6 separate regions of the Homo sapiens genome follow, and all the other regions are linked to region 1. The links are chromatin contacts, found by Hi-C or POLR2A ChIA-PET in ENCODE. All regions are on one chromosome and are shown on one strand. Each heading gives the region's core, a stretch centred on a gene start or an enhancer-like site at or near the end of the contact. The rest is flanking DNA. Distances are from core to core; before and after follow the strand shown. Region 1 holds the start of CD2AP (CD2 associated protein). Region 2 holds the start of OARD1 (O-acyl-ADP-ribose deacylase 1). Region 3 overlaps KLHL31 (kelch like family member 31). Region 4 holds the start of GCLC (glutamate-cysteine ligase catalytic subunit). Region 5 holds the start of TMEM14A (transmembrane protein 14A). Region 6 holds the start of TRAM2 (translocation associated membrane protein 2).

Region 1 (4,109 bases), core at 1,007-3,506:
ACCATACCTGGGCTAATTTTTGTATTTTTTTTTTTTTTTTTTTTGTAGAGATGGAGTCTTGCTATGTTGCCCAGGCTGGTCTCAAACTCCTGGGTTCAAGTGCTCCTCCTCCCTTGGCCTCCCAAATTGCTGGGATTACAAGTGTGAAGATCCTGGAATTTCTAGGACATAAATGATTGTAAATGTTTTATCTTGTTGTCAGATCATGTGACCTGACTTCTCAGAAAATATCTACCTTATCTGTGGCCTCCACTTCCTTATCATTCAATTGATAAAACCTTTAATCTGAATTTTCTATTATATATATATTCTGAATATGTAGTTATATATTATATATTCTATTATATATATTCTGAAATTATATTTTCAAAGATGCCCTTATTATCAAATCTGATAGTCTTTATTCCCCCTTCTGTTTTACTTAACTTCTTTTCCATTCTATTCATTGGCCTTTCTTCTTTAAATATTAAGGATTCTAGAGACCTAGAAATTTAGTCTCTAGAAACTTAAGGGCTCTGGGCCTTGAATTTACTACCTATGTATGTGCTTCCAATAGCTTATATTTTTGTCTCCTTTCATGAATCCTTCTTAGCCCATCACCAGCCTCATTCTTCCAAATCGTAAATGGCCTTCCTTATGGGCTGCTTGAGCCACACACATTTCTTAAAGGCTCAGAAATACTCTGTTTGCATATCCACTTCCATTCCTCAGTTCTAGGACTCCTCCAGACTGAATTATTGCCTTCCCCAAGCTTTCGTTCAACTCATACCTTCTCTTTACAGCTTGCTTTGCCCACAGTAATTTATTTTCCTTTAAATTCTCAAGCATTTGACCCTCACTACCTCATACTGTTAATTAACTTTGTGTTCGTATCTCACCCCCCTAGAAGAATGCAAAATCTCTGAGGATTAGCGCTGTACTTTAGCTTTTTATTTTTTTGCTTGGTAGGGGACAACGAACATAATGCTGAACACATATTTGTTACCTAAAAAAGGCACATGTTCCATGATGTCAATGTAATCTTGTTTAGGTGAGTATATTCAACTTTTTTCTTTTATCCTTTTTGGCTGCTGTTTGTGAGTTTGATCATTCTTGTTATAAAATTACCACATGTAACCTTTTGAGAAGCATTAGAAGAATTAAAAGATGGCAAAAGCAGGCCTATAGGAAATAGTGGTAATGGATACGTCCAAGGTTACTACTATGGGCCACTGTGCTCTGCATTGCAAGATTTGTTTGAACATACTCAAGAAATTGAAGTTCAGACAGGTTAATTTATCCAAGGTCCCACAAAAAGTAAATGGCTGTGCTGAGTTTCAAGGACCCATGTCTGCCTGGATCCAAAGGGCAAGTCAGTTTCAGTGCTGGATGACTGAGAATTACAAAATTTCTTGAAAAAGCACTAGGCACAATAGTTGGCGTTCAACAAACGCTCACACACACATCTGCCCTGGAATTGGGTCTACTTAAACAGAAGGGGGAAAAAAAGCTTGCTGAAATAATTATACTTCTTCGTAACTACCAAGCTCATGTTTGACTGACTATAGTAATCCTATGCCCTCCTTCACATTGACGCTAGAAAAAATGCCTGGCAGTATTTCAAATCATGATGCCTATTTTTCTCTCGATCAAGTAACAACTCAAATTATACTTTAAAAAGAAAAAAAGCAAATTATAAAGTTGCATTCAGCTGACAAGAGACTAAAGGAATCTGTGAAACAGAATTTATTTGATGCCTAGGTTTCTCCCTCACCCGACGAAGACCAAATGCTGCTGATCCGTAAGTAACTTCGCAAGGTAAACTGAGGGGCCTGGCAGCATCTGGGCCTCCCTTAAAGGTCGAAATCAAGTGCGCTCGCCCTCCTTCTGTCCGCCTTTTCCCTTTAAGGTCCTCGAGGCTGCTTCGCTGCAGAAAGTAACTCCGCGTCGCCGCCGCGGAAAGTGGGGCAACTTTGCCTATCAGCAGAAACCTTTTGATCCATCTGAGGCGACAAACCAGACCAAACGCCCGCCCAAGCTGTTCCGAGCCTCCGGGGGGAGAGCGAGCCCAAGCTCCTCTGCACCGCTTCCTCATCCGCTCGCTGCACCTGGACGCGGTCGGCGCGCGACCCCCGGCCGTGACGTCACCGCACCTGGCAGCAGCCGTGGGGACCGGGAGAGAGCCCGAACGCGACGGGGCGGGGTGGGGCGGGGAGAACGAGGGCGTTCTCGCGAGATTTGCCTCCTCCCGGTCCCAGCTCCCCGCACCTTCTCGGCCTCTGTCTGGGTCCCCACCTTAGTCTACGGTGTCGCCTTTTCTAACTGCGAGTGCTAAGGAAGAGGCGAGGGGCGGGCTCCGAGGCTAGGCGGGCGCTCGGGGTTGGAGCCGAGGGTCTGGGCAAACCGGTGGGTCCCTCCCCACTGCGGGAGCGGCCAGGGTGGGAAAACCGCGGTCGGGCGGGCGGGGTAGGGCCCTCCCGCCGCCGTGGCTCCTGGGGAGGCCAGGGGTGAGGAGCTGTCGCCGCCTTTGCCTCTGCCTCGAGGGCCGCGCTGAAGAGACTGGTAGGAGAGCGCCGCGGGCGGATGGAGGCGACTCTTCGCCCCGCCTGAGCTCAGGAGGGGCTAGCGCGGAGCGCGGGTCCCGCCTCCAGCCGCGGGAGCGGCCGCGCGAGCCACCACTGGAGGAGGAGGAGGAGGAGCGGACGTCGGCTTCTCCCCGCGGGAGCCCCCAGCATGGGTAAGAGACTCGGGCGCTTCCCGCCGCCCGTCCGGACCTTCCAGACCCGGGGAGGCTGTGCCCTTTCTCGGCCTTCTGGGGAGGCGACTGCGGTCAGCCCCTGAGCGGCAGCACCCCACCCTCTCCATTCTCCCCACCGCCCCTTCTTGCCCTGCCTTCCACCTTGCTCTTCTCACGGAGAAACTGGTGGGAGAGCTCGCGGGTGCTTTCCCTCGCTCTCCCTTCTCCGCCTCTTTTCCTGTTCACCAGAAAGGTGCGGGATGGGGGGCGGGGGCGCCTGGCCACCTCTGCTAACCCCTTGCCCAGCTAAAATCAGACCTGACCTTCCTTCCCTTCCTCATCCCCTTGCTTCCCTCCCCCTCCTCGTGGGATGGGGGAGGGCGATCGAAAAACTTGATAAAGTAGCACTTTCAACTTCTTTATTTTCTGCGAGGCTTTGAATACGTTTAAGGAGAGAGATAAATTTGTTCAAAAACTTTTTTTTTTTCCTGCTGAAACTCGCAAGGGGTGCCTCAAGGACAGGAAAGCTTGAGTATTTGTTTTACTCGGGTTCTACCTAGGCAAGTGTGTTGGCACCTAAGCATTCAGTGTGCTCCCGAGGACTGGGTTTGGACTTCAGTGTTGGATCCTTTGAGGAGCAGTTTCCTGTTTGGAGTTAGACTTCCTTGCCGGAGGAGAGAAAAATACAAGGCCTTATATGTTATTTACTATGTGCTTTATAGTTTTGTTTGAAGTTAGAGAAGGCAGAATGTGTGGCAGTCCGGGTTGAAAAGGAGTTTTGTTAAGTGGTGTAACAATTTCTTTTGATAACAAAGTTCGGTGTGGGCTAGGCATTAAACTAACTCCCTCAATCCTTTAAAAATTAAAAGCAACTTAAGAATAGCTTACAAAAAACAAAACACCCTGTGTCTCTATAAGGCAGAACGTGTTCTGTAAGAGTAAACCCAAGTTTGATTTTTGTAGAGCAAATCAGGAGGACCCTATCACTTTTTGCAGTTGAGAGTTGGTACTGCTTCATATCAACAAACGATCACCGAAATGAATAATTCATGTAATTAACAAATGATTTAGAAGCAGGACGAATACAGACTACTGCTGATGTGGCACCCTCTGTCCACACTTTGCTTTGTGGGGGATGTTTTGAGCATATTGTTTATAGACACTCGCCTAGCTATCCTCTGTTTTCTTAGACTTTTCTAATTTTATGTTCCCTTCTCCACCTCCCTCCTTTCAGGTAACTTTCATACTCAAAAGTGCTCTTGAGCTCAAAAACAGTGAAATAAAACATTTGCTATTTGGAATTTTCAAATGAATTATTTTATAATTGATTAGTTGAGCTTGCAGGGCAATTGTGGGCATATTCTTTTAAGTATGAAATTATAAAATCACTTTA
Region 2 (4,109 bases), core at 580-3,079, 6.4 Mb before region 1:
GAGGAATACAGATATATAAAAAAGGAATTAATTATTACAGAGTTTTCAATCCAGAGAAGATATCATCATTCCAAATAACTATAATACAAAGCAGTAAGAATTGCTTTTGTCTAAGGCTAAGAATCACTGTGGACACTGATGCTGTTAAGCCTGGAATGTGGTCGGAGAAACTGTTGCAGAAGCTTTACATAGGATTCTAGTGCACATTTCTGGTTTAAAGTGGCCCGTAGAAAGTGATGGGAGGGGTCTGTAAGGAAGAAGAGGTTTCTAAATTCCTCTTTGAAGAGAAAGCAGAATATTGGTAAGTAAAGGATCTTGAATGCCAACCTATAGACTAAGCATCTCAGAGTTATTTCAAGTTTCAGAGAAGTACAGTAATATCGTCAAGAAAGTTTCATGATACAAGAGGAAGAGATTAAAAACCTTCACAGGAGTTGGGTTTTGATATGGTAAACGTCTAAACTAGAGGCCATTCTTGGGGAGGAAAATCTTAAAAACATTTGGTTCTTAGGAATCCCCTCTTTACACGCATATTTTATTAAAGTGTAACAGATTAAAAGGTGCTCTAGCCAGGGCAAACCAGGTAAGTGGTTTCCAAAACTCACGTTGATTTAAAAGTTCTTGCACCCCTCCAAATTTCTTCTTAAAGAGGACAGCTATCCCAGCGCCCATGCGACAATCCTCACTGATACAGTGGGCTAAAGAGTCTGTTTTCGGGCATGCAAAAAGGTCTCCTTTCACATAAGTGATCTAAAAAATGTGCAAAGGAAAAGACAATGTTTTATTAGATACAGTAAAATACTAAGCTATTTTTCTGTATTTTGTGTCCCCCACGACTACCTCTCCCGGCACCCCTTCCTCCAATCTGATTTAAAGCCAAACCAATTACAGCATGTGTAAAAGGAAAGTAATGGATGATCCCTGCCTAGAATTTTGAGCCTTTTTAAAGTAAATCAGCTAGAGAGAAAAAAAGATAATGCAATCATTAATTTAATTAAAAAGTGTTTATGCTTTTGACCTCCATTATTACGAATTTCAGTTCACCAATAAGTCAATAGTTGTTACGCACTCTGCTTCCTTCTGGATCTTCATTAAGGCTGCTGGCCATGATACTGAGTCGCTATTTCCAGAATTTAAGTGTTTCTTCAGCTATGAGAAGGGAAAAGGAAGTAAAAATGCTTAGGCAGCCTTAGTATATAATATTCTGATTGCCCTGTACAACCACTTAATAGGCTTTTTTCCCCAACGTTTATCGATGAATGTGAGTTTGTTCGGCCCCTGGGACGTAATACAAAACCCTTCTGGGGCAAAGAGGAAGAACGCTTAGGTTCGGAGGCTGTCTCGACCCGCTCTCATTTCGTGCTTTCCTGGAGCGCCCCGCTCCGTCAGCGGAAGCAAAGCCCATCCCTAAGACACGCCTCCTCCTTTCTCCAGGGCCACTCCGGAGCAAGGCCGATTTAGGACGGTCTCCTTTTCTCTGCACGACGCAAAAGTATTTCCCCAGTGGGTCTGGCTTAGAAGAAAACAGAAGGGACTTGGCCACAGTCCCGTTAAGCCGCAACCACAGAGTGTACAGGGTACTGGCGTGCTGAGCCCCAGGCGTGGGGAAAGGAAGGCGGCCTCTCAAGGAACGTTCACCCCCCACTTTTTTGGGGGGTGCGTGGGAGAAGGAAAGAGTCTATTGAAGCCTCCCATTCTCTGTCTCCTACCCTAGGGCGGGTCAGCGAGGACGCAGTCTGTCCTGGGGTCCTATGGGAGGGTGCGGGGAGGCTCGCTCAAAGCCCCAACGTACCCAAGTCACCCTTCACCTGGAAAGGAGTCGGTTGTTTGGAGGTCCCCGCCCCGCGGGGAAGGGCTCCGGATCCGACCCTGGTAGGTGGGGAGCAGCGGACCAGCCCAAACGCGGAGCCAATCCCGCCAAAGCCCTTAATTGCACGCATCTAAGATGGCCGCCCCCGCCCGGTAGCGGGGCGGAAACGAGCCCCTCTAGCTTGCTAGCCGAGCCCACACTCTTTGGCGAAGGCCGCCGAACTTCCGGCAGTAAATTCCGTGGTTTCCCGCCGCCGCCCGCGCATGCGTAACGAAACTGCCCCACGAGTCGGGAAAAGTGGCGCTTGCGCATTAGCCGCAGGGGTGTGTCCTAGTGGCCACTTGGAAAGGGGTGGGCAGCTGGCAAAGGGGCTAGTTAGCGCCTGCGTAGTACTAAGCTCAAGGCAGCGTTTTGAGTTGAAGGGTCTGGCGCGTCTGGAAAGCGCCTGCGTATTCCTTTCACTGGGGGTGGTGTCAAAGCGGGAAGGTGGGCGTGGCTTCAGGGAACGCCTGCGCGTTGCTCCTCCGAAGGGGTGGGGCGATCCCTGAACTGGAGTTAGTGGGCGTGGCCTCAGAGGCGCCTGCGCGGAGGCGGTTGGAGGGAGGCCCGATTCCCCTTTGTTCGGGTTCGCCATTTTGCTAGGCAGCGGCAGTGGCGGCGGCAGCGGCGGCTGGAGCCTCTGATTGGGTTTCGGAGTCCGGTACTGGAGCCAATCAGCGCGGGCAGCGAACCGGGGGAGCGAGGCACGGTGAGTGTGAGGAGCCAATATCCAGCGGCCCAGAGCCGGCCCCAGCGCCCCGATTGGCGGGTCTCGCTGACCACTCAGGAGAGGCCCAGGCGCCCGTCGAGCCCGGGGAGTCGAGCTGAGCCTAGCCGAGCCGGGCGGCCAGCGGCCCCGGCCCGGGGCCTGCGAGCGCCTCGGGGCACTCCCGGCCGAGGCCTGCAGGGGCCGCCCCGCGCGGGGATGGCGCCTCGGGGAGCAGGCACCTCGGGGCTCCGACCCTCGCAGGGTGCCAGGGCCAGTTGGGAATGCGTCCCTGTTCCCCGACTCAGGCCCAGGTTCTCAGGCCCCAGGCCTGGGGCCACGAATGGCCCTACACTAGGGGACACATGCGCGCCCTGGGCCTCGGCGATTTCCTCCTGGTCGTTCTGGCCGCAAACTTAAACCTGCCCTTGCACTCTCCACTCTCCGGCCCTTGGGACAGGAAGCCTCCCCGGGGCCCGCGCCCCCCGCTCCCCGCTCCCAGCGAGCCGGGTCTGTCTTATCTGCAGCCCCTCTAGGTCGGGAGGGAGGCCTGGGGAGGGTGCGCGCCGCGGCCGCGGGGTCCCGTGTGCGGCTGGCAACGGGGCTGGCCCGCCCACGCCTCGGAGCCCTATGGGCCCGCCCCCGCTGTCTCCCTGGTGGGGAGAGGGGGCCGTTAGTTCGCCCACTCCCCCTGCTCCGCCGCGCCCCTCCTCCCAGCCCGCTCCGCCCGGGTCTCCGGCCCGGCGCCGTTACCACCCCTTTTGGCTCGTCATTTCCTCTCTTCCCCGCCCCGTTCGCAGTGGCAGGACCGCACACCTCCGTCTTGGAGCCCAACCAAGCGGTCTCCGTTTCTTGTCCGGGCTGTAAGACCAGTCCATTCGGTGCCTGGAACCTCACTCTTAGAAGATTGATACCCTTGCGCATTCTTTCCGGAGGCTGCACAACTTGCTGTTCATATTACTAATCTTATCCACTGCTCATTTTGTGAAATCTCCCTCCCTTGGGAATATAGTACAGTTTTGGGGGTTTTTTTTCCCTTTGTTTTTGCCTTCGCCTTTCTATGTTACTTTGTGTCAGGCTTGACCCAGTCCACTCATCTCTTGGTTTATGTTTTTCTGATACACTTTCAAGTCCTGTGTTAACGTTTTCTCAGCAGATGTTTAGAAACTAACAGTGTTGTGGGGTTTTCCTTAGGGTGAGAGGTTGCTGTTGGCAACCAATTATCCAGCAGTTAGTATATGCCAGGTATAATCCGTGTGTTAGGGAGGGAGTACGTAGAGGTCAATAAGAACTGTGCCTACCTGATGGAAATTGACAGGTGAACAGGTAGTTAATACCTAACGGTTAGTGCTATAAAGGGGCCAAGTTCAGTTGCTGTGAAGTATCCATGCGTGAGCTAGCCTCCGTGAAAGGCTTATCACCACCGCACTTTTGACTGGCCTTGAAGAATGATGGTAATTCTTCCACAGGAAAGATGGAAGAGCTTGCTCGAAGAGAAGAAAAGCATGTGCAGAGGAATCAAATTACACTGTTGGAGGCAGGAAGATGGGATAG
Region 3 (4,109 bases), core at 757-3,256, 6.2 Mb after region 1:
CATCATGTAATGTTGCAATTGATTGATTCTCATTTCATTTCAAGCCCTAGGTCCTCCTCTTCATACAATACTTCTAAGATGTCAATGGGAACACATCTATTGGTGTGCATCAAGGAATTACATCTATTCACTCACTTATGATCTGTAACCCACAATAAAACACCCTTTTCTCCAAAAATTAACCATATACTATAGGCTTCTCAGTTGTATGAGTGTGTGCGTATACACACATATACATACACCAAGGTAATATACCATATCCACATATACCAAGGTAAAAGATTCTTTGTGTGGGATAAGGAAACAGCCCAGCGCTTTTACATTAATAATATCTTGTTCTTAATTTACAGCGTTTGTAGCCCTTACCTGAGTGTTATCATTAAATATCCAGAGATTGAACTTTTCATCGGGGTAATGATATAAAATTGTTCCACAAAGTGTACTATATGAACCACTTTTCACAGTTCAAATAACATATTTTAGAAATAAATATCATAACTAGCAATAACCTATCTACACAAGGTGGAGAGGATGAGATTAACAAAAACCAAATTATATTTCCATATATCTCATGTTCAATTCCTAAATAGCTTGTTTTATTTTTCAAAATCCAATTGCACATAACCCATAATTGATAGGCCACTTCCTCTCCAAAACAAATAAACTGTCAAAGAATAAAGTGATAAATTATAAAAAAGGAAAATATGTATCATTTACTACAGTCATTCCCTTTCCCCAAAACTTGGCAAACATATAGGAAAAGTGCTATCAAGTGGGTACACTTTGATTATAAATCCAAAGCTCATTTGGAGCAGATGAGATTAATAAAAATAGGACAGAATGAGTATATATTTTTATATACGTGAGATGAGTGCTTGATTTTTACTTAAGAAATCAGGAGGATCCATATTAAATGGGAAACAATGGCATTTATCAACAGGAGAACCCATTCATCCAGTTACTACCAAATCTACAAATTCCAAATGTTTCTATCATTCTTATCATATAAAAGATTGGGGCAAATAAAATTATTGTTATTGGTTGTGTAAACTTCAAGCTCTCTAAGCTTAAGGCTAATGGTCCTTAGGGACATAGTTTTATTTGGTGATCTTCGCGGGGTGTACATTAGGGCCAAGGTTGCCTTTAACCAGGTTGGTGTAGTTTTTAGGGTGAGGGTAAGGCTCCCAGGGTATGTGAAATTCTTCTTTAATAGAGGACAAGGGATAAAATGCAAATCCTTCTAGTTGAAACAACCAAATGACTTAAATTTATGCTATAAATTAAATGATTCATATCAATTACTTCATTGAGAGCATGATTTTATGGTAGAAAATAAACTGGGGCCTGAGGCATGGAGGAAGAGGAATGTCCGCTAACACAAAGGTTATCAAATTTAGGGTCCCTGGGTGGAATCCCTATTCCTTTTCGGTCAGATCTTGTTTTAAGCTTTATTACGTTGTCATGGGATATCTTTCAAAATCCTTTACTCAATCACATATGGGGGGAAAATTGCGTTGAAATACAGAATTAAATCTTAAGTCTTTATGGAGATCGACAATTTCCATTTTTAAATAAATAAAATCTATATGAATATCTTCAACTTCCTAAAGAAAAAAGAGAGAGAGGAAAATAAACTTTTGAACATGAAATCACTTACATAAACCTCAAGTGTACTAACGTGTAGAGGAAAAAATCTCAAATGTGGGTGTAACCGCTATACATTTAGGAAACATGCCGCCTTGGGAGAGTGCCTATAACGAATTCCGTCTGCCACCCAGTGGCCGCTGAAATAAATTGTTTCTTTTGTTGGCCATTGCCCTGTATTTTGCTAAAAAAAAAAAAAAAAAAAAGAGGTAGATTATGCCATACCAGGAATTTAAAGCCATCAGGACATGTGCCTCGACATATTTTACAATACAATCAGTGTAGTAAATGTTAAATATTTTCCTTTTCGCGAACTCAGAGGTTAACCACGTGGCTCTACGAATAAATAACGTGTTCTTCCTGCGTCCCTGCATCTACCTGGGCTCAGATACTGACTGGCACAGAAGATACCGAACTGGCCCGGGATTCCCGAGTCACGTTGTTGGGCATCGAGAGGGTGCAGCAGGACACGCCGACAGTGGCCTCGGGTAGCTCGTCGTCCTCCGTCCACTCGTTGAGCTCGGGGCTGAAGCACTGGATGCACTTCTTGTACTTCTTCTCGCCCTCGTTCCAGCCCCCCACCAGGTAGGCGCGGCCATGCAGCGCCGAGACGCCCGCAGTGCTCACTCCCACCTGCAGCGGCGCCGCGTAGCTCCACTGGCCGGTCGCGGGGCTGTAGCACTCCACGGTGAGCACGTCCACGCGCTCCCCGCGCGGCCCCAGCTGGCTGCCGCCCATCACGTACACTCTGTCGCTCAGCGTGACCGCGCAGTGCCAGCCCCGGGGTGTGCTGAGGTTCGGCAGCTCCTGCCACGAGTCGCTGGCCGGGTCGTAGGCGCACACAGAGCGCGAGTAGGCGTTGGCTATGTAGCCTCCGGTCACCAGCACGCGGCCGTCGGCGACCGCGCTAGCGTGGCAGCAGCGCGCCACCTCCAGGGGCGTCTTCGGCTGCCACTGATTGGTGGAGGGCACGTAGCACTCCAGCGAGGCCAGGCTTCCTTCTGCGTTGCGGCCGCCCGCGGCGTACACGAGCCCGTTGAACACGCTCAGGCTGAAGTGCGTGCGCTTCTGGTTCATGCTGGCCAGGTGTATCCAGGTGTTGAAGCGGGGATCGTATCTGGAAATGATAGAGAAGGTGTAACAGCTTTGTCGGCGGCAGCTGGGGACCCCATGTTACTTTGCAAATCATGAGTGGGAAGCCTGACACTACCCCTGCAAGGAGGCGAGGGACCTGGCCCAGCACCTCACCTGGAGGCTGGAGTTTCTCTCTCAGCCAGTAAAAATGTGTGACACTTGGAAAAGACAAAGCAGGCATTGACCACCCCTCGCCCCCGTTTATAAGCCTCTCCTCCGTTTATAAGCACTCCCTTTATGGGGCCACTTGGAGAAGAGCCCACAGAGACTGAGCTTTCAGTCCCCCTTTCCTCCATATTCAAATATCTATCATCCAGTGGGATTTACGAGATGTGCACATGGGGGAGGCTGGGCATTTGTGACGATCAGAGGAGTGGCGATCAGAGAAGGGCATCGCCATATTAAAGTCAATTCTGCATATCCTCAGATGCCAACCATTCCTAGCTCCCTGTCACAGTTTAAGATACGAATTGACTGACTGGATTTCTCCATTTCTCACAAACCCCTTAATCCTACACCTCTCTTGGCCATTGCGACAGTAAAGCCAAGCCACTCAGCAAAGTCTTCTCTTGTCTGTTAGACTGAGACCAATAGAACTGTCTAAAAGCATCAACAAAGGCTTAACTTTGGATACTCTTCTATTTTCCAGCACTTGTCAGTAGAGAAGACTTTTTAGTTTAGGGATAAATATATATTTTTTTCAGTGCTCGGAACTATCCATGTATAAGCACTGCAATCAATACCTCACAAAGCGACTCGAGTACTAAAAGGTGTCTTTACAGCAGGAGGAAAATAAGCATAGTGAACTGATGCTTTCCTGTTGACATAGTTCAGAAGTATTGTAAATACAGAACTCACTCCTTCAGTCTGATGTTCATCTTTGTCCCATTTAACTCCCAAATTAAACTCAACTATAGTTACAAATTAAACACTAAAAATCAGTTAATTGTGTTCTTTAAAATGCATACACACATAATGGAATAATAAAGTATATTTTTCATGAAATACTACACAAATTTTCAGATCTTGCTCATTAGTTATGTTTGACTTTGTACTACTACCATGATATAAGCATGATTTTCTGAACATTTCATATGAATGGAAGTTTAATTTTTAATCATAAATATATAAAATAATATGGCATTTGAATTCCATTTTTCTGAAGGATGTGTTTTACTCTTTTACTCTTTTCTGTATGTATCAAAAATACTGACACATTTTCTGTTATTCGGTTTTCAAATAAGTATTTCAAATTAATTAGCTGCCACATTTTTAATGATCTCATTCTATTTGCCAATTATGAATTTGACAGTTGTCAGTAGCAGTCACTT
Region 4 (4,109 bases), core at 1,199-3,698, 6.1 Mb after region 1:
TCTACCTGGGACAATGACTACCAAAGACTTGAACTGCCTGTCTTTGTAGAGAGACCTAGTTAAATGTCAAAAGCAGCACAGGGCCCGGCACATTGGCTCATGCCTGTAATCCCAGCACTTTGGGAAGCCGAGGCGGGTGAAAAGTCAGGAGTTTGAGATCACCCTGACCAACATGGTGAAACCCTATCTCTACTAAAAATACAAAAATTAGCTGGGCGTGGTGGCAGGCACCTGTAATCCCAGCTACTCAGGAGGCTGAGGCAGGAGAATTGCTTGAACCCGGGAGGCTGAGGTTGCAGTGAGCCGAGATCACACCATTGCACTCCAGCCTGGGCGACAGAGCAAGATTCTGTCTCAAAAAAAAAGAGCAGCACAAAAAAATGTCAAACTTTGAACTGCTCTACAATGACTAGTTACCATACAGTGGGAACTTGAAATAGTAGTTCATTCACTCATTCATGCCACAAGGACCTGATGCCAACTACACCAGGCACAAGGCTGGGCTCTAGGAAAACAGAGGTGAACAAGCATAATGTCCCTGCCCAATTTCGTCTTACATTTTCCTGTGACACACAATACAAAAATGAATATACAAAATGGCAGATGCTGTAAAGAAACTATGAACTTTACAGTAAAACTGAAGAATCATCACCAAAACACATGCTGTGCTTTTTCTGTTCAAAGAAGTGTGACAAACCACTTTTTGTAGAAATGTGAATTACTAGTCATCATACTTTCCTAATTTAAAACAGCACAATTTCTTCAGCTGTAGGAGGTAGAATCCCAATCTTAGAAAAAAAAAAAAAACTAACTTTTTGAAAGGAGATATTCTGCACTGGTGTAACAGCACGTCAGCACTTAGGCCAAGATTGATAACAACACTGGCCAAAAGATAAACAATTTACACAGGTGGCAAGCCATCTAAGGCAAAAGCTAAAAACAAAAACAGAGATGGACTTCTCAAGAAGTCATTTAATGTGTACTGCATACACACGTAATTTTCAAAAACAGAAAGGGAAGGCACAAAAAGTTTTGGCAGATGACACTAAATCAACAGTTTTAACATTGCTGCATTCCAGATCATTCCAATAAACAATGGTTCAACCTACTGAGAATCTAGAGACATTTCATCTCTAGGCAGAACACTGGTTTGTAAAGTTTAGTTGCTGGACCTAGGCCATGGAAAGACACAAGCAAATCCTAATGTTGAAACTCTAAATGCATTCCCACTTAGAATTAAACAGGAAAGGGAAGGTTCCTCCCCCATGTAGGAAACTGAGCCGTAATTTACTGGTTTCAATTTATAGCTATGAAGTGTGTGTGTTTTGGAGGGGAGGGAAGATGAGAAGTTGGAGAGGTTTAAGGAAAAGACACCTGCATGAGGTAGGGCAGAAGTGGACATCCTGAAGACCTGATTTCTAAAAGCAGCAGGCCTACTAGGAAAACTTAAATCTCTTTCATATTGACCGCAAAAGCGAATTTTGAGCCTGTAAGGTGGATCATGGTAGTTGCCGGTCTGCAGATACACTAGGTTGAAGACTCGCAGCACCTAATGTCACTTTTTCATGCTCACGCCCTCCCAGCGCCCAATCCGTGTTTATGGAATGAAGGGGAAAACCCAAAAGAATGAATGAACAAGAAAGGAGTCTAGTCAGGAGGATGGCCCTGGACGCGGACTAGGCGAAAGCAGGGACGATGCTCCCGGGGCCGGGAGGCGCTCGAGGACCCCCGGGCGCAGTGGAGAACGCGGACCGCGATAGGGCCGGGGGCGTAGGGCAAGACAAAGGCAGCGCGGGCGGCCAGACACGGGTGCCCGGCGGGGACGGGGACCGCGGGCGCTCACCTCATCGCCCCACTTGAGAACGTCCTTGTGCCGGTCCTTGACGGCGTGGTAGATGTGCAGGAACTGGAGGATCCCGTGCCGCCGCACGTGGTCGGCATGGCGCTTGGTTTCCTCCCAGCTCAGCGGCGAGCCCTGGGACAGCAGCCCCATGGCCGCCCCCTCCTCCTCCTCCTCCTCCTCCGGGCTGACGGCGGTCGCCCGCTCCGGGCGCGAGACGGACACTCAGCCGCCCGCAGAAGGCGGCTGCCGCTCCACCCCGCGGGGGCGCTCTCGGGCCGCAGTCGGCGGAGGGAGGGTCCTGCCCGCTCCGGCTCCCCGGCGGCGGCCCCTGGCGCCCAGGTGACAGACCCTGGGTCCGACGCACCGCGCGGAGGCGAAGGCAGAAGACCGAGAGCAGGCGGGACGGCTCTCGGCCCGGCGGCCTCGCCCTCCCCGCTGCTCCTCCTCCCGCTCCGATGCGGCGGCGGCGGACCCCACGGCCGCGCTGCCGCGGCGGCTCCCGCTTCTCTTTGCCGGTCTGGTGCACTGGCTTCTTCCTACTTGTGACCAAAACCTGCGCCGCCGCGGAGCATGCCCAGTCTTTGCGTCCGCTAGCTCGCCGCTCCTGGGCGCGATCCTGCGCTCCAGGTTTTATAGACTACGGGCGAAGGCGGGGAGAGGAGGCGGTGCAGCGGCGGAGGCGTGGCCTGAAGCCCGGTGGGAACCGCGGGGGCTCAGGAGGCGTGTGCAAGGGTGATTGGGTCGCAGTTGAGGGGAGCAGCTCGCGAGAAGGGGGCGTGCGGTCGGCCTCGCTTTACGCAAACGCGACATATCAAAATGCATTTTTTTTCCTAATCAGAAGAGATAAACTTGGGATTCGGGAAGAAAGTTGATTATTTGAATCAATGACGAACTCACCATATTATGTTTTAGTTGGACAGGGCCTCACACTTAGAGTGAGAGCGGCAGAATGTGTTGAGAAAAGTATTAACATGGTAGTGAAGTGAAACAGTTCAACTCTAGGCTCCATCACTTACTGACTGTGAGACTTGGGACGAGTTCTTCCCATATCTGCATAAAATTAGATTAATTCTATCTTTTATAGATGTCGTAATTATGTGCATAGTGTACATGTGTATAGTGTTGGCCAAAAAATTGACCTGGTTATTAAGAGGAATCAATTTGTCAACATGTGTAAATCATTATTCCCTACTGTCTTGATTAACTGGTGACCTATGTTCTCTGGATGGCACGGACACCATTTATTGCAAAAAGTCTCCAGACAGACCATATGAGGAACCATCTCCAAAAGTTTATCCTCCATCTAAACCTAAAATTCATCCCTTAAGTGATCAAAATGACGTTCTTGTGAGCCTACCGTGGGGTGGGGTTGAAGATAGTGGGAACACCTAGAGTTGGCCTTATCTCGGAGGGAAAGGAGAGGAAGGAGGTACCGTGCCCCCAAGTGATTGTTTAATAAATATGTGTTGACAGAGCAATGACCTGTCAGGGGAAAAGTGAAGGCAACTAGATCATACATGTACCTACCCAGAAAGTGTGTATTTATCATACCCTCTTCCCTCGCACTACAGAGTTAACATTTAGTAAGCACTTATTAATTGCTAAATGAGTGAGTACATGATAGCAGGATTCTCTTCTCCCACAGCCTTCATATTGGATGTGCCCCTCACAGGGCTTGGGGGCATGAATACCCAAGGTCTGGCTGGGATTTCCACAATGGTGTGTGTGTGTGTCTGTGTGTCTGTGTGTGTGTGTCTGTGTGTGGTAGGGATGTTTGAAGCTCAGGAGAAGATGTTTCCATCCTCATCACACAGGTGGGATAGAAATCAAACCACATTCTAATTTTTCCACAGCCTTTTCAACAACCTCCTTTGCCCTCCCACCAACCTCACCAGATCTGTATATGGTTCTGGCACTCTGTTGTTTTTCCTGCTTGAAATTCTCCATCTGACACACTCATGTTCATCTCTTGAGTCACAGTTATTCCTCTCTGTGTTTTGGTTGCATTCGTACATTAATGATAGAGTCATTTTAAAGATAGCTCCACACTAAATAGTGAATTCCTCTGGGGCACAGATGACTTATGCCTTTTGTACCTTTAATTCTAGAAAAGTGCTTGGTATAGAGTGTGTGCTTAATAAATGTTAGCTTCTCCGTGAAAAGCAGGTAGTGGGAGAGGGGGAGAAACAGTGTTTCCCATGTAGGTAAGACATCCAAGGATCATTGGGTTATTCTCATAATGTCATCTGACATTCTCATAGACCTG
Region 5 (4,109 bases), core at 427-2,926, 5.2 Mb after region 1:
TTTCTTTAGTTTTAGGTGATACGCCTTGAGTAGGAATATCATGAGGCTGTTTCCAGCTTCGAGTATGTTGGTGATAGGGTGTAAGGGATCTCAGAGCATCTAGTCTTGTCCATATCTTAAATCCAGGCACTGAGGTCCAGAGGGGAGTTATTTACCCAGGTCACATCAGATGAAGATAATGAAGTATTCCAAGAGGATTTTAGTTTTATTCCAAATAGGGTAAGTGTTCTGAGAGTGTGAGGAGAGAAGGTGAGGAGGCTGGGGTAAGGATGGGCATAGAAGGGGATGGAAAGGAGGGCTGAGAGAACTCAGAACCAAATTTCAGGCTATCACTTTCTCCACGCCACATTCCAGTGCCTTGCCATCAACTCTTCTGTGAATCTTCAGGAATTTTATTAATTCCCCAGGACCAACTTAGACTTTCATAAGTTAGATGTAGTTATATTACTTCCCTGAAGCACTTTTATGCACAAAGAATAGATGTAGCAAACAAACTTCACAAGATTTAATTTTTGAGTTTCCTTTTTTATTCTGAGGAATTCCGCTGTAATTCTCAGTGACACAGAACCTCTAGAGCTACTTCACTATGACAACCTTCTTCAAATCTCCAAAGGGCTGTTACATAAGGAAGAGGGTCGGAGTTCTGTATTCAATCAAGAAGGCAGAAGATTGAGATGATAAGTTGCTACAGGGAGGCATAATTTAAAGTCAATTTAAACTGTAATCCCAGCACTTTGGGAGGCAGAGGCGGGAGGATTGCTTTGAGCTCAGGAATTCAAGACCATCCTGGGCAACACAGTGAAACCCCGTCTCTACAAAAAAAAAATAGTCGGGTGAGGTGGCACACACCTGTAATCCCAGCTACTTGGGAGGTTGAGGCTGGAGAATCGCTTGAACCCAGGAGGCAGGAGGCAGAGGTTGCAGTGAGACGGGATGGTGCCACTGCACTCCAGCCTGGGCGACCGACTGAGATCCTGTATTTAAAAAAAAAATAAGGTCAGTTTAAGTTTCGTTCCTGGGATTGAGCGGATTGCCTTGCATTAGGCAAGGTTTTAAGTGCTTTCCAACTCTGGAATTCTATACCTTTCCCAGTAGATATCTAAACCCAGCAAATCCTGGGCCTGAAGTTTAAAACTAGGATCCTCGTCTCCCAACCACATCTAGATGATCCCATAGTGTAATGAAGGGTGCTTGGGCTTTGACACCAGGCAAACTTGGATTTTGACCTGGGACAACTAAGTCACTTGACCTCACTGAACCTTAGCTCCCTCCACTGACAGTGGGGACAGTCTGCTGGAGGGTGTGTAGAAGACCTCGGGTTGCCTTTTGGAGGTTCTGGAAATGTCCCTTGAAAGATGAATGGAGTTAATTTAAAAATCTTCGCCTTCTGTAATTTTGGCTTCTTGCAAACACGCTTCCTGCCAGTCCTGCTCCGTCAGGCGGGAGGCAGCAAACCCCAGCCCTGGCTCCAGGACAGGGCCGAAGGCAGGATAGACGGAGCAACGGGTCCGGCTGCCGCCGGGATGTTGCAGCACAGGGCCTCCTGGCTGCCTGGCCTACAGGCCGCCCGGATTCAGCCGGAGGGCATGGACCGGGTGGAGTCCTGCAAGGCGAGAAGGGACACAGCGCATGCGCGCGGCAGGGAGGGCGTTTCCAGGAGGGAGCGGCCTTTGCTCAGCGCGAGACGGCTGGGCGCCGAGTGGGACAGCGCTGGTGCGGAGACTGCTTCCGGACTCCAGGTACCGCGCTTGGCGGCAGCTGGCCCCAGACTTCTGTCTTTTCAGCTGCAGTGAAGGCTCGGGGCTGCAGGTGAGCTGTGCATCCCGCAATGGAGACCTTCCTGCTCTGAATTTTCTTACAAAACTGCAGAAATATAAGGGGCGTTGCTTAGCGGGCATCCCCTCCCCCGCGCCAAACCTGTACAGCAAACGATGATGCAGAGGACCTTGAGGGGATTTTGCAGGGCATCGGTCTTACCTCCGCGGTATCATTTTTCTCCTCCTCCCGAGTTTCTGCCTTCTGGTATCCCTAAATATCCCACCTATCCTGCCTCCTACCTTCCTGGATCTGGGGTGGTGGGGTGGGCTCATGGACCATTGCAAAATGCTTGGCAGGATTTTAACCTTCTCAGCACCACCCAGACCCCACTCGAAAATGTGCCTTTTGTGCCCTCCAAGAGCTCAAGGGTAGGTAATTGTTATATCTTTAGCATGTGAAAATGCTTTTTATGTAACAGTTCACCGAAAATCTCTTAATTCTCCGAATTTTGGAGGATTTGGGGCGGGCAGCGAGGCTGTCCCCTGTCACCTTGTTTTGTACCTGGTATGGTAAATCGTTTTGCTGCATTGCATCCAAGATGCGTTTTAGTCCTTCCAAGGCTTGAGCATCACATTTGTGATGAGAGCGTGTGATGTGCTGTGCACATCCTCTCCCACCTTATCCCTTCCATGTTAACACAGCCTCTGGCTTTAATGTGTGCTTCTGGCCTGGCCACATGGCTCCGTCATGGAATAGGTGATTCTTTTGTCTGAATATTCTCTGTGAGAACAGAATCTTCTTGCAAGCATTGGGAGTAGATTTATTTTGCCTCTTTAGAACAACAGTCAGTTCGCTAAGGAGATTAAGGGGCTACCTGTTTCCTGGCAATAAAGCTGTATTGGGTAGGTCAGTTACAGAATGTCTTCAGGCAGAAGCTGTTCCTTTGGTTCACTCACTCATTTATTCATTTAACAAGTATTTTAAGTACCTGCCTTGTGCATGGCAGGGTTCTTGGTGCTGTGAGGAGGACAAAGATAAACTGAACCTTGGTTTGCCCTCAAGGAGCTTGGCTGGCTGAGAGTTGAGAGAATCCCAACCAAGTAAAAGGGTATGGGTCCTCAAGAGAAGATCGCAGGAAGAGCTGGGGGGCTCAGGATGGAGTGGAATTAATCTTTCACAACAGCTACTTAGCTTTAGGAGAAAATTAGGTCTAGAAGTTACACCTGATAATGAAAGAACTCTCATAAGCTTCAGATCTGTATGTAAGGGTGTTTTCCGGACTGTGTGTTGGGCGTCTCAGACTGAATACATTCTAAACAGGTCCCATCATTCCTAGCCACCTCCCTCTTCCCACCGCCACACACCTGCTGCTGTTCCCATGTTCTCTGTCTCAGGGAATAGCATGAGGCTCCCCGACTCCCTACTTCTCCTAATGGTCTAAGCCAGATACCTAGGGGTGAGTCATCTCTGATTCACCCCTGACTTTCCCTTCCCGCCTCAAATTCAATTCTGATTCTACCTCCTGAACTTCTGAAATCTGTCCACCTTCTCTCCATTCTCATTGCCATTTCTCTAGATAAGCCTACCGTTATCAACTAAGCTCTTGCTTACTTTACTGCAACAGCTTCCCGATTTATCTCCCTGCCTCACTTCACAACCCATCTTCACTACTGCAACTGGGAAGTGCTTGCTGGAATTTAAATCTGATTGTGAGGCTCCCTTCAGTGATCCTTCATTGCCCTTAGGACGGAACCAGACTCCCTTTACGGGGCTTATGTGGGTGTACAGCCCTGTCTTTCTCACCAGCACCCTCTCTTTTCACAAGCCCCTTGCACTTTTCATTTTGAGAACATGCTTTCTTGTGCCATTAGGGCCTTGCACATGCGCTCCCTTCTGCCAGGAACACCCTTCCCTGCACCCTCTTCACTTGACTTATTCATGCTCCCCTGTAGGGTAAATGCACCTGACAGCAATAATTAAAGCATACCCTTAGAATGACCCTGTGTGGCAGATGAACCTGAATGTGTTTTCTGAACTAGGGAACCCAGGCCTGCCCAACCCAGAGATTTATTTCTTGTCTATGAAGAACATCTGAGCCCCTGCCCCACCTGTCCCATAGAACAGGGGCCATACGGGGAATTGAGGCCTTGAATTTTGAGTTAAATCAAGTTGCCAGGTAGAGGTCATTGAGGGGAGGGTGTTAAGTGAAAATGCTGCATAAATTGCATGATGTTTGCAAGCGGTTGTTTTCCTGCCCAGCTCACCACCACTGGACTCCCTCCTCTGTTTGTAAGCCCCTAATGGGTCTCTTTTGGCCTCTTGAACCTGTTGCCTTCCTTATTGAGGTTAAT
Region 6 (4,109 bases), core at 1,610-4,109, 5.1 Mb after region 1:
CCAGTCCTGTGCTTGGTTATGAGGCGTCTCCCCAGGCTTTACTCTGAGTGTGAAGATGCCCACATTTGTTTCTCTGTGGTACCTACAGTATCCAGGACGCTTCTGCTCTCATTTGATAGAGGCAGCAGTTCCAAACTCCCCCTCCCCACCCCCAGGAATACTTATCTCTGTGGAGAGTTAGTTAGTCGGTGGGTAAAGACAGTGAGGCCCCCACCATGTGCCCAGCACAGAAGAACACAAGACCTTCTTACTGGAGGCTTAGGGCAAAGCCCTCTTTCTCCCAGAGAAGCACAGACTGATGATCTCACAAAGTACCTCCAAAAGAAGGAGACACCTGCCCTGTAGGTCCTGTAGGTTCAAGGTGCTATGGGAAGAAGTGATGGGCTTGGCAGGAAAAGGGGGCCTGTAGGCATTTCAACCAGGGGCCTTGCTACACTCCCCAATACAAGCCTAAGGGGGAGGAAGAGTAGTTTTGTTTGTTGTTTTTCTCGTCTTGGGCCTTTCTCTTTCACCAGATACTGGAAGTAACAGCTCTTAACACCTTTCAACTTTTAGAGTGGCAGGTTTAATGCACAGGACTTTCCATAAGACTAGAGACCCAGGGAAGGAGGTAGGTACCAAACTCAAATGCTGGCAGCCCTTTCTGAGCAAAGATAAAACAGGGAGGGCCACAAACCCTAACAAATGCTAGAAATATGACGGAGAGAGCCACAGGCTATGCGAGAAACTTCGTCGCTGCAGCCTGTGGCTTTGAGGTTTACAGCTGTCACGTGTATCTTTCCAGCCACACCCTCCAAGGCTGGGGACACGCACTTGGAGGCCTCTTAGAATGGAGGACAGCAAACAGACAGCAGAGAATGCGCTGGGCAAAGGAAATTCTGTTATTTTGTTAAGCTATTATTATGATAAATAATCACAGGGCTCCAGGCGCAAGAGACTTTTTCATGTTGGTAGGAGATGTTATGGCTTTTGTTGCTGATATGATCTCAGTTAAACCTTACAACCACCCTGTGACGAAGACCAGTTTTATGAACGTCTTTAATGATGGGGAAACTGAGGCTGCAGTCAGTTTTCAGTCAGACTAGTCACAGAACAGGGACTGAGACACACGGATATGACTCTGTGTGACACCACACACTTCCAGGGGAGAACCCAGAACAAGGTGGAGCAAGCCCGACCCAATATACCACTAGAGAGAGCTGTGAGAGGGAGAGGAAGGAGAGAGGGACTGAACTAAAGGAGCACTATCAAAAAGTGGAGTGGAGACCCCAGTCCTAGCACCACCGTTTATTTCCTACAGACCCTAAAGCTCAGCCACGGACACATTCATTCATCCAACCCTGACTTGGCCACCACAAGAACGTTCCCAGCTTGAGGGCAGCTTCGCCAGCCAATTAGGGCCCTTGTCATTCGTAGAGATACAGGGAACCCGAGACAGAGGGACAGGGAAGGAAATTTAGCCAGGCAAGCCATCCTCCATCTCCAAGGAAGTTTGTAAATGATCACAGCTTCCTAACCCAACCGTGAGAATGCAATAAGCAAGCTGACGCAGAAGGGAGGACAAGGAGTCTCAGGAACCAGAGGAGACCACGGTGAGAGTGAGGGGAATGTCGCTCACATATCTCACTTCTGAGACAAGATATACCGCAACAAACCCATGCCAAGCTTCCTCCAGTTCTTCCCACTTTTGAATATCACATTTTTCTTGCTCTGCAAGAGTAGGGAATCCTTCCCATCAGTCTTGTGAATTCTGACCCCTTGCTGGCTTTCTACAACTCCCTGCCTGGGAGGCCGACACCAGGACATTGCTGTTGGGGGTGGGATCCCCATCCTCTGCCCCCCACTCCTACACTATAAGAGAATCAACTTTCCCCAAAAAGTGGAGGGTATCCCTGTCTCTCTTCTTGTCTCTGTAAAGGGGGTGAAGCTCTGGGTCGCCGCAGATGGATCTAAAGGGACAGTTCACGGAGTGGTAAAGGATATCCAAAAATTGGCCTTCTAGAGCACAGCAAAAAAGTGGGAGCGAGACGAGAGCAGAAGGCCACTGCTGGGATGGGGCCAGGGCCACACGTGAACATCCGAGCACGTTCCAGAGCTGAGATGCAAAACACCCAGAAAATCACATAGGAAGTGGAAAAGGTTCTGGGTCTCTCCCACTGGAAAAGCCCAGAAGAGCTAGTGGCCACCCCTTGGGGCAAGAGGGGGTTGTGCAATGACTGCGGGTCTGGGAGTCTCTGGGCTTGGCTCCTGGACGCCAGAAAGGGAACCCCACGCGTCAAGCCATGGTGGCAGCGCGGCGGTTGGTTCGAGGCCAGGCTGGGGTTTCAGGGCTGCAGACAGAGCTGCAGGATACGATGAGTGCCCAAGGGGGCGGCAGAGCATGGCATGGCTGGCACGGCGCGGAGCTGGGGGTGCTGTCTGGGCTGGCCGGGGTACAGGCCGGAGGGGTACAGTGCACAAAGCCGGGGTGCAGATAACGTACACGGCAGCCAGGAGCCTCCGATCAGAGGAGGGCCCGCTGACCTGCAGGGGTGTGCCGGGCGGTGCACGACAGGGGGCACTGTCCCTCCAGCTCCCTCCTCCCCAGGCTCTCACCTCGAACATAAGCCCGATGAGGACGCAGAGCACCAGGCAGAAGCCGATGTCCGCATGGTTGTGGATGACGAACTCCTGGCTGAAGAGCGGGTAACTTTTCGTCCTCCTGCGGAAAGCCATGGCAGCGGGCGCGCAGCGGCCGGCGGGGCCCGCACCCTGCGCTCACGAACCGCAGCGCAAACTTCTCCAGCACCGGCCCGGTCCGCCCGCCGGCCCGCCGCCCGCTCTCCCACAGCCGCTCGCCCGCCCAGCGCGGAACAACTTCGGGGCCCGCCCCCTTCCTCCGCCCGCCCCCGGCCGCCCGTAACCGCCCCCGGCCGCAGCCCCCGCCCAGCCCCCGCCCAGCCCGCGGCCCGCACTCGGCGCGCCTGGCCCCGCCCCCCGCGGGCTTAACCCTCTAGCCGCTGGGCACGCGCGGGCTACCGGGGCGGAGGCGTACGGGGGCGGCGAGCGGGGCTCGGCTCCTCCTCGTCCCGCGCCAGCGCCGCGCCCGGCCGCATTCTCGGGGCCCGAGGCTCAGCCGCTCGCGGTGGAGAAAGCAGGCCGCGGAGGAGGCGGGCGCCCAGGCCTGCCCGGACAGGAAGTGGGCCCAGCTTTCCCACTCCTCGCTCCGCTCCTTCCTCCGCGGGAAGGGCAGGCCCCGGAGGCAGCGAGCGCCCCGGGGGTGGCCGGGCAGCCGGATGCTCCCGGGGTTGCGGGCTGTGGCCCCGGGGGCTGAGGGCGGCGCGGGTGCGGCGGAAGCAGGGAAGCCGCGAACCGGCCTTCTGGCTGGCCACAGCGCCCTGCACGGACGATCAGTGAATGGAGATTACTCAAGTATTTATCGAGAACTTGCAGTGGGCTAGGCACAGTTCAGGTAGATCAACAAACCGAAAGACCCTGCCCTAGGGGAGCTTTCGCTCCAATGCGGGGAGAGGGTGGATGATTGCAGTTTTGCCCAGTAATTTTTGGGACCCTCATGCCACCATTAATTAGCTACACACATTTCACCGAAAGTCTACCTTACATATTAATCAGAAGAAGTGGAAGAATAAACACAGAAGAAGCAAAAAAGGAAGGAACTTTCTCACTGAAAGTTTCTATTTAATATTAAGTCTTAAAAGTACTCCTGGAAGGACAAAAGGTGTTCTTAATAAATTATATTCGCAAATATTGGATTTAATCCTACCAGTAATGAAGCAGTCAGTTACTTTCTAGATGTGCAGAAATACGTAATGAACAAAAAAAACTAATTCCTATTCCATTTTTTATTAGGTCCACAGTTATTTCACTTCTAAATAAATATGGTTTTTTAAAAGTGGCACGCGGTGGAATGTAATTGAGACAGGATGGAGTTCCTAGAGAAATTTTACTTCCTCAATCTGCACTCCACCTTACTTAAAATACAGTCTTGGGTCTGTAATTCCCTTATCTGACTCTCAAGGAAATGACAAAGTAATGCCTAGATTGGACTAAACCTCATTTAACTTCAAGGCTGACCTTTCTCAAAGTTGAACCTTCGTCTTGTGAGGAAC

Evidence for each region. Hi-C counts contacts between places; a loop is a spot of excess contacts on that map. ChIA-PET counts read pairs that join two places held with the same protein, here RNA polymerase II (POLR2A). Pooled maps may share reads with other maps.
Region 2: a map of CD8-positive, alpha-beta T cell shows a loop between it and region 1 (20-fold over the local background). The contact joins the promoter of OARD1 here to the promoter of CD2AP in region 1. A Hi-C loop is called at or near these places in 2 of 168 maps with a recorded cell type or tissue (CD8-positive, alpha-beta T cell and naive thymus-derived CD4-positive, alpha-beta T cell) and 11 of 50 pooled maps.
Region 3: a pooled map shows a loop between it and region 1 (5-fold over the local background). The contact joins the enhancer-like site here to the promoter of CD2AP in region 1. A Hi-C loop is called at or near these places in 4 of 50 pooled maps.
Region 4: a loop to region 1 is called in a map of CD8-positive, alpha-beta T cell, with 17 times the contacts of the local background. The contact joins the promoter of GCLC here to the promoter of CD2AP in region 1. A Hi-C loop is called at or near these places in 3 of 168 maps with a recorded cell type or tissue (CD8-positive, alpha-beta T cell and naive thymus-derived CD4-positive, alpha-beta T cell) and 7 of 50 pooled maps. POLR2A ChIA-PET finds 5 or more read pairs at or near these places in 1 of 52 experiments (HepG2).
Region 5: a loop to region 1 is called in a pooled map, with 4 times the contacts of the local background. The contact joins the promoter of TMEM14A here to the promoter of CD2AP in region 1. A Hi-C loop is called at or near these places in 4 of 50 pooled maps.
Region 6: a loop to region 1 is called in a pooled map, with 11 times the contacts of the local background. The contact joins the promoter of TRAM2 here to the promoter of CD2AP in region 1. A Hi-C loop is called at or near these places in 6 of 50 pooled maps.

Annotation. Positions count from the first base shown.
Region 1 is chr6:47,475,533-47,479,641 of GRCh38, forward strand. CD2AP (CD2 associated protein) reads left to right here and starts at 2,257. Exons shown (of 18, transcript NM_012120.3): 1 at 2,257-2,716. The coding sequence starts at 2,713. CD2AP-DT (CD2AP divergent transcript) reads right to left here and starts at 2,540. Exons shown (of 1, transcript NR_187257.1): 1 at 1,711-2,540. RefSeq lists a silencer at 2,019-2,528 and an enhancer at 2,815-3,541.
Region 2 is chr6:41,070,527-41,074,635 of GRCh38, forward strand. It overlaps OARD1 (O-acyl-ADP-ribose deacylase 1), which reads right to left and starts at 1,830. Exons shown (of 6, transcript NM_001329686.2): 1 at 1,710-1,830; 2 at 1,070-1,149; 3 at 606-750. The coding sequence starts at 1,108. It overlaps NFYA (nuclear transcription factor Y subunit alpha), which reads left to right and starts at 2,448. Exons shown (of 10, transcript NM_002505.5): 1 at 2,448-2,558. RefSeq lists enhancers at 1,849-2,058, 2,089-2,138 and silencers at 2,519-3,148, 3,179-3,338.
Region 3 is chr6:53,649,570-53,653,678 of GRCh38, forward strand. It overlaps KLHL31 (kelch like family member 31), which reads right to left. Exons shown (of 3, transcript NM_001003760.5): 3 at 1-2,761. The coding sequence ends at 2,029. Among named protein-coding and RNA genes, the nearest start is that of KLHL31, 14 kb to the right of the region's middle. RefSeq lists a silencer at 1,562-1,856 and enhancers at 2,228-2,287, 2,318-2,537. Within about 2 kb of position 2,007, at least 25 of the 41 ENCODE cell types and tissues checked have a DNase peak (open chromatin) inside an H3K27ac peak, as active enhancers do.
Region 4 is chr6:53,542,653-53,546,761 of GRCh38, forward strand. GCLC (glutamate-cysteine ligase catalytic subunit) reads right to left here and starts at 2,449. Exons shown (of 16, transcript NM_001498.4): 1 at 1,844-2,449. The coding sequence starts at 1,993. RefSeq lists enhancers at 1-194, 1,133-1,874, 1,713-1,772 and a silencer at 1,993-2,422.
Region 5 is chr6:52,669,437-52,673,545 of GRCh38, forward strand. TMEM14A (transmembrane protein 14A) reads left to right here and starts at 1,677. Exons shown (of 5, transcript NM_014051.4): 1 at 1,677-1,809. RefSeq lists enhancers at 893-1,393, 1,382-1,541.
Region 6 is chr6:52,574,201-52,578,309 of GRCh38, forward strand. It overlaps TRAM2 (translocation associated membrane protein 2), which reads right to left and starts at 2,860. Exons shown (of 11, transcript NM_012288.4): 1 at 2,596-2,860. The coding sequence starts at 2,715. TRAM2-AS1 (TRAM2 antisense RNA 1) reads left to right here and starts at 3,002. Exons shown (of 3, transcript NR_103446.1): 1 at 3,002-4,109. RefSeq lists an enhancer at 266-315 and silencers at 666-715, 2,573-3,432.